2 separate regions of the Mus musculus genome follow, and region 1 is linked to region 2. Evidence: chromatin loops called from intact Hi-C (ENCODE). Cell type or tissue: left cerebral cortex. All regions are shown on one strand. Links, peaks and the distances in the headings refer to the core of each region. The heading gives the core; the rest is flanking DNA. Region 1 overlaps Adgrd1 (adhesion G protein-coupled receptor D1). Region 2 holds the start of Gm38615 (a long non-coding RNA gene).

Region 1 (2,915 bases), core at 107-2,606, 55 kb before region 2:
GTAAGAACGCAGAATTGCTCTGGGTGGATTCAAACCTGAAAATCAAGATCCAGGAGATGGCTCAGAGGTTCAAGCATTTGTCGGGCAAGTGTGACTTCTGGAATTTGGATCTCTATAGACCCACATAAATGCCTGGCCAAGGCAGCCTGACTGTAATTTCATCCTCAGAGTGCTGAGACAGAGAGTCCCCAGAGCAGGGGACTAGCAAGACAAACCATATCCATAAGCTCTGGATTTGATTGAGAGACCTTGTCTCAAGAAATAAAGTTGAAGAGCAACTGAAGATTCCTAATATCAACCTCAGGCCTCTATATACCCACACCCACACCCATACCCACACTCCTACACACACACATACACACACACACCCCACACACACACACAATACACACACATACACACACAGAGAGATGTAAACACGCACACATACATGTACATGAAAAATGGAGAAATAAATAAAGCCAGTCAAACATGGTGGTGCAGGTCTATCAACTCAGGTACTTGGGAGGCTGAGGCAGGAAGATCACAAGCTCAAGCGAGTTCAAGACCATCCTAGGCAACTTAATGAGATCCTGTCTCTCAAAAGAAAAGTAAGAAGAAGGTGGAAAATGTTGACCAGTGATAGAGCACTTGCCCAGGATGCTGGCCATGGGATTAACCCCAGAGTTGAAGTTTTTTTTTTAATTAAATTATATATCTATCTATCTATCATTATATAGATCTATAGATCTATCTATCTATAACCTATCTATCTTTCTATCTAATATATCTATATATCTAATTTGTCTATAGATACAGATAGACCTCAGCCACTAGTATAGGGTGATGCTGAGAGGCAGCGCAGAGGTTTGAGGGATGGTGTGGTCCAGGCCACCCTAGCTCTGTTTGGAGGAGGGGAATTACATCTCTCCCTCCTGAGCTTTCTCCATCAGAAAGCTCGGGTGGTACCCTGCCCCTCCCCCATCCACCTCACTGCCCTCAGAAACAAGCAGTTTTATATGGAAATGAACAAGGCACATTGTGAAATTTTTGTTGTGAAGTGTATCCCCAGCAGGATTCATGGAAGTCCTTCCTCCCAGCTCCCCGCCCCTCAAAGGAAAAAAAAATGTGGCTGCTTACAAAAAAAAATTCCTTTCGCTCAACTCAAAATGATGCTGTCTCTGCCAAATGTGCCTCTGCCCAGGAAGAGAAATAAAAATGAAAAATTCAATACGGTGTTAGGTAATAAGAATAAAAATTAAAAATTCAGGATAGTGTTGAACCGGGACGAGGAAAAAGCGGGCCGTGAACTCTGCTGGTGAAGCCGCTTATTTTAGCTCAGCCAACCTGCAAAGTAATGACTCCTGTCTGCCGGAGCCCTCATTGAAATATCAGTCTGTGTCTCCGTGGTGTGGAAAGATTCACAATGTGCCCACAAGAGCACCTGTCAAAAGCTTAGATCATCAACACAGAGAAGGAAGTCTGAAGGGGAAAGAAATAAGCATAACACAGCACATTGGTTCCGTATTTTGCCCCTGTTAGCATCGGTAAATCCTAATCTTTCTACAGCCCCTTGTTGAGGATGCGCTGAGTTAGACAGAAGCATCCAGGAGGCATCCAGACCAGCTGTGTCTGCTCACTAAATGCACTGTGAGTGACGCTTTGTGTTGAACACTGTAAAGGTCTCAGAGAGCTAGGGGTGGTCCAGACAGAGTCCCCGACAGTGCCAGAGACTAGAAAGGAAATGTGACAATATTCTACCATCAATCACCAAGTCCTGTGGAGGAGCTGCCACACAGGGACCGCAGGGCTAAGGCAGAGGCTCTTGTCAAGTAAGTGAAGCACGAACAGAGACCCAGGTCTGCAGGTAGAAGCCCAGATTCCCAGAGAGTTCCTTCCCACTCTGAGCTTCTGCACATGGGTGCTCTATGTAGTGGGGGAAACGGTAACTGGAGGAACATAGCTGGCTCCCTGAAGCTGATGGTCGGAGTTCGGTATGTGTCTGAATTGGTAGAGTGTTGGCCTAGTGTGTATGAAGCCCTGAGTTTGTATAAAATCAGGTGTGGGGTGAATTCTTGTAATTCTTGTCTTGAAAGAAAGCAAGATGGAGAGAGAGAGAGAGAGAAAGAGAGAGAGAGAGAGAGAGAGAGAGAGAGAGAGAAACACCCAGCCTGATGTGTTTTGATAGTCATTTGAACTGGGGACCAGCTCAAACTGTAGGTTAACAAACATCAAGACCTTGACACTTGAACATTTAAAATTGTTCCACAGTTTCTCATAAAGCTAAAAATAGGATCTTACCACCCAATCATATCACCCATGAATATATATATATATATATATATATATATATATATATATATATATATCCTATCACAGAGATACTTGTATAGTGATGTTCACTGTTCCTCTCTACACAATAGCCAGAAAATGAAACTACCCTGGCTGTCTATCAACTGCTGAAGGAATAATAAGAGGGTGGTACCTTTACACAACTGAATTTTATTCCGCTTTAGAAGAGAATGAAATCATGAAATTTACATGAGAATGGGGGGAAGTGGAAAACATTATACTAAGTGAGGTCACCCCCATGTAGAAAGAAAGACACAGTGTCTCGTGCTCGCTCTCATACACAGAGCCTCGCTTTGAAGTCTTAGATTTGTGTGTTTAATTTGGAGTGTCTGTAGAGAAGCCAGAAGGGGCCTGTGAGAAAGGGAGGGGAAGAGGCCTGAAGGTACAAGGGGATAGGAGAATATATGGACTATGAAAGCAGAGTGAGGCATGCTGGGAAAGCAGAGTAAGGCATGCTGGGAAAGCAGAGTGAGGCATGCTGGGAATTAAAGGGTAAAGTAGGGATGGGGGGCAGGGGTAATGTGGGGAGGATGAGATGGGGGTGTTAAGCTAACCAAAGCTCACCTTGTAAGCTAATTAAAATA
Region 2 (2,915 bases), core at 146-2,645:
ATTCCCAGCACCCACATGGCAGCTCACAGCTGTCTGTAACTCCAGCTCCAAGGGATCTGATGGCCTCAGGCAGGCAAAACATCAATACACATAGTTTTAAAAGTTTTCAAAATAAAATAAGGTAAAATAAAAGATTAAAGTCCTTTAAAAGTCATAGTAGTAATAATACTACTCTGGAGAGCAATTAAGAAAGACTCCCCACATTGACATCTGACCTACACACACACATACACACACACACACATACTCACACATATACACACACACATACACACACACACTCACACACACACACATACTCACACACACACACACTAAGGCAAGGAGAGAGTGTGTAATCAGTCATGTGAAGGAAGTATTTACAGGTCAGCACACAAGTCCCCAACATGTGTTCTAGTCACCTTCCATTCACCAACCACGTCATCCCACCGGGCCACGTCAGCACACCTGTGCTCAAAATGAAAAGAAAGTCAGGAAAAAAAAAAAAAAAAAAAGAATTGCAGTGTGTCAGCCCCAAAGAGCCTTACACATAGGCCACAGGGACAGCCACAAGCAGCTACTCTGGCAGGAACATCGATCAGGGACCTGTTGAAAGGGCTTGACATCCCGGCCGGCTGGCATTTCTGGTGGTTCCTGGGTTGCTCCTGGGAGCTGAAGTCCGTGACAGGAGAGAGAAGTGTGGCCTCCATTGGTCCCTGTAGTTGCTGCACAGGGCCATGTAGATGTGTTTCCAGTTTCCAAGTGTGTGGCATTGTGCATACCGAGTCACCGGACCTCCGTGGACACCGGCTAGCGTTCAGTGCATCACAGGATGCTGGAGTCTCTGCTGGAGTCTTTTTTTTTTTTTTTCCACCATGTCTCCATCTAAACAAACGGGGGCGGGGGAGGGGTGGTGGGAGCTGTGAAGGAAGGAAAGAGCTTTTGCTCTGTCCTAATTCACACTTAATGATTGCAAACCAGACAGCTGGAGTAGCCTTTCCACACCTGAGAACGGCCTCCTGCCCACTCCGCCATGAGCCCTCTTCTCCAAATGCCAAGACGGTGGGAGATCCACAGAAGAATCTGCAGGCTGGTCATGCCTTCGAGGTAGGACCAACCCCCGCACACTGAATACGGCTGTCCACCTGTCCTCCAGACCACTCCACCAGCCTTCCTCGCAGATAATGCAGGGTTTAAGCACCTCTGCCATCTGGAAAACCTCCCGTGCATCTGCCAGGGCCCCTCAACAGTTCATGAGGGGGGTGGCTACCCGGAACTGCTATACAGAGGTCCCAAGAATGAGGCCGGGTGAGCATCTCTTAGGACCACACTGTCCTGGGAACTTGCCATCCAGAAAGAGTACCAGAGGGCAGTTGAGATAAAAAGACAATTGTGGAGTGCCTGTTGGGGTCCCGTGTTGTGGTTCCCACCCCCGCGAGTCCTGTCTCCCGACTCCAAACCCCACCCCCGTCACCCTTACCCCGTCAACGCCTCCTCCCCCATTCTAGAATTCTGTGACAGAACCTCTGATCCCTCTGCTCTGCTGCCCCCTGGTGGACATTCTCTGTAAATTCGCGCTTACTAGCTGGCTCCCCAGTACTCGCTGTTTTCTGTAGAACAGCCCGAGCAAGGGGGCACCCCATCTTCGCCCTTCCTCAGACTCACCTCCTTATTTTTCTCCTTCCTTAGCGATCCAGACATTCAGTCCTGCCGCCCTTATTTGCCGAAGGTCCCTCTCCCCACCAGCTGACATTCTTTCGGCAAGCTTCCTCCACCCAGAATTTCAATCCTAACTTCTAGAGCTGACTGGCATCCTGCCCTGTGCTGTGTTTCCTGTCCACACAGCGTTTAGCATCAGACTGGCAGGCTGTGTGATTACCTCGCAAACTACAGTGACAGACTGTGACAACAAGGGGACGTGCTATTTTCTTAATCTCCTACCCTCAGCCAATAGTTGAGGTCACCTAGTGGGTGAAGGAGTTTATGACTTAGAGAAATATGTAAGCTACCATCCTGGGGACACTTGGTTTCCTTGGGCTAATGATGGAGAGAAAAGGCCAAAGGGAGAGCAGAGTTTATAGTGGCCATCCCTCAGAGGCCGCTATTTGGGACACATCATGTGCAGAGCCTTTGTTACAATCATATGACCCAAGAACTACAGAGCCAGTATCAATCGTGTGCTGGCAATACACTCTCAGACTCACCCAGATCCACCAAGTCACATCATAACTGCTCTGTGACAAGATCTCAGAGACTCGAGCACACATGCATCAACGTTTGGAAGGCCACTACGGCTCACCTGCCAATAGCCTGTATAAACAAAGCAAGCAGCATCCACGGCTGTGCCTTGGTCTTAGGCCACCATCTTGTCCTCCAAAGACCCAGTAAGTATCCCTAAGATTTTAGAACACCCCACCCCCACCCCCCTAGAGTAAACTCGTTTAACCAGGCTCTGACGTTCAGAAGCCACCTTGGCCAGACGACTTCCCAGCTTGCCTGGTGTGTCTGCTGCTTGGCATCATCTGAGCTGCTGTAGTGGATGTGAGGCTTGGGTACCACTGCAAAGCCATCCTCCTCCAGTTGAGCCTCACTAGCCCTTTTCCTAGTGGGGCCTCTGTAGAATCCATTTGCCAAAGCTTAGGATATCATTTCAGGACATAGCTTGGAATAGGCATTCCAGAGTTCCCAACAGTGTGGATGGTAAGTGAATGGCTTGGTCTAATGTGACCCAGCCCACATAATGTCATTTTAGCTTCATCCTCGATAGCTGGTACCTACATATCTGGGGCTTTGGATGCCTCTCTTTTAGGTAGAAATCCATGAAGTCACATCGCAAATGTGTCTCCAGTTTTTCCTTCCCTCAGTGGCACCAAGAGATACCTCAGACCTCTTTTCCTGGAGTAAAATGCTCCAAAGAATGTGAGGACTTAAATAAC

The links. Hi-C counts contacts between places; a loop is a spot of excess contacts. Peaks named below come from ENCODE experiments on the same cell type or tissue, not always from the same donor. Only the 100,000 strongest peaks of a DNase experiment are listed, where the experiment ranks them.
Region 1: it touches region 2 in a loop (4-fold over the local background); 7 of 42 quality-filtered maps call a loop at or near these places.

The regions. Positions count from the first base shown.
Region 1 is chr5:129,117,439-129,120,353 of GRCm38, reverse strand. All of the region lies in intron 4 of Adgrd1 (adhesion G protein-coupled receptor D1), which reads right to left. Among named protein-coding and RNA genes, the nearest start is that of Gm46923, 2.2 kb to the right of the region's middle. In left cerebral cortex, for the core only: no CTCF peak of the experiment used is centred there; DNase peaks (open chromatin) are centred at 1,189 and 1,343; H3K27ac peaks cover 1,009 bases.
Region 2 is chr5:129,062,097-129,065,011 of GRCm38, reverse strand. It overlaps Gm38615 (a long non-coding RNA gene), which reads right to left and starts at 1,434. Exons shown (of 3, transcript XR_868544.1): 1 at 528-1,434. In left cerebral cortex, for the core only: a CTCF peak has its summit at 1,543 (motif pointing left); a DNase peak (open chromatin) is centred at 1,535; H3K4me3 peaks cover 305 bases; H3K27ac peaks cover 474 bases.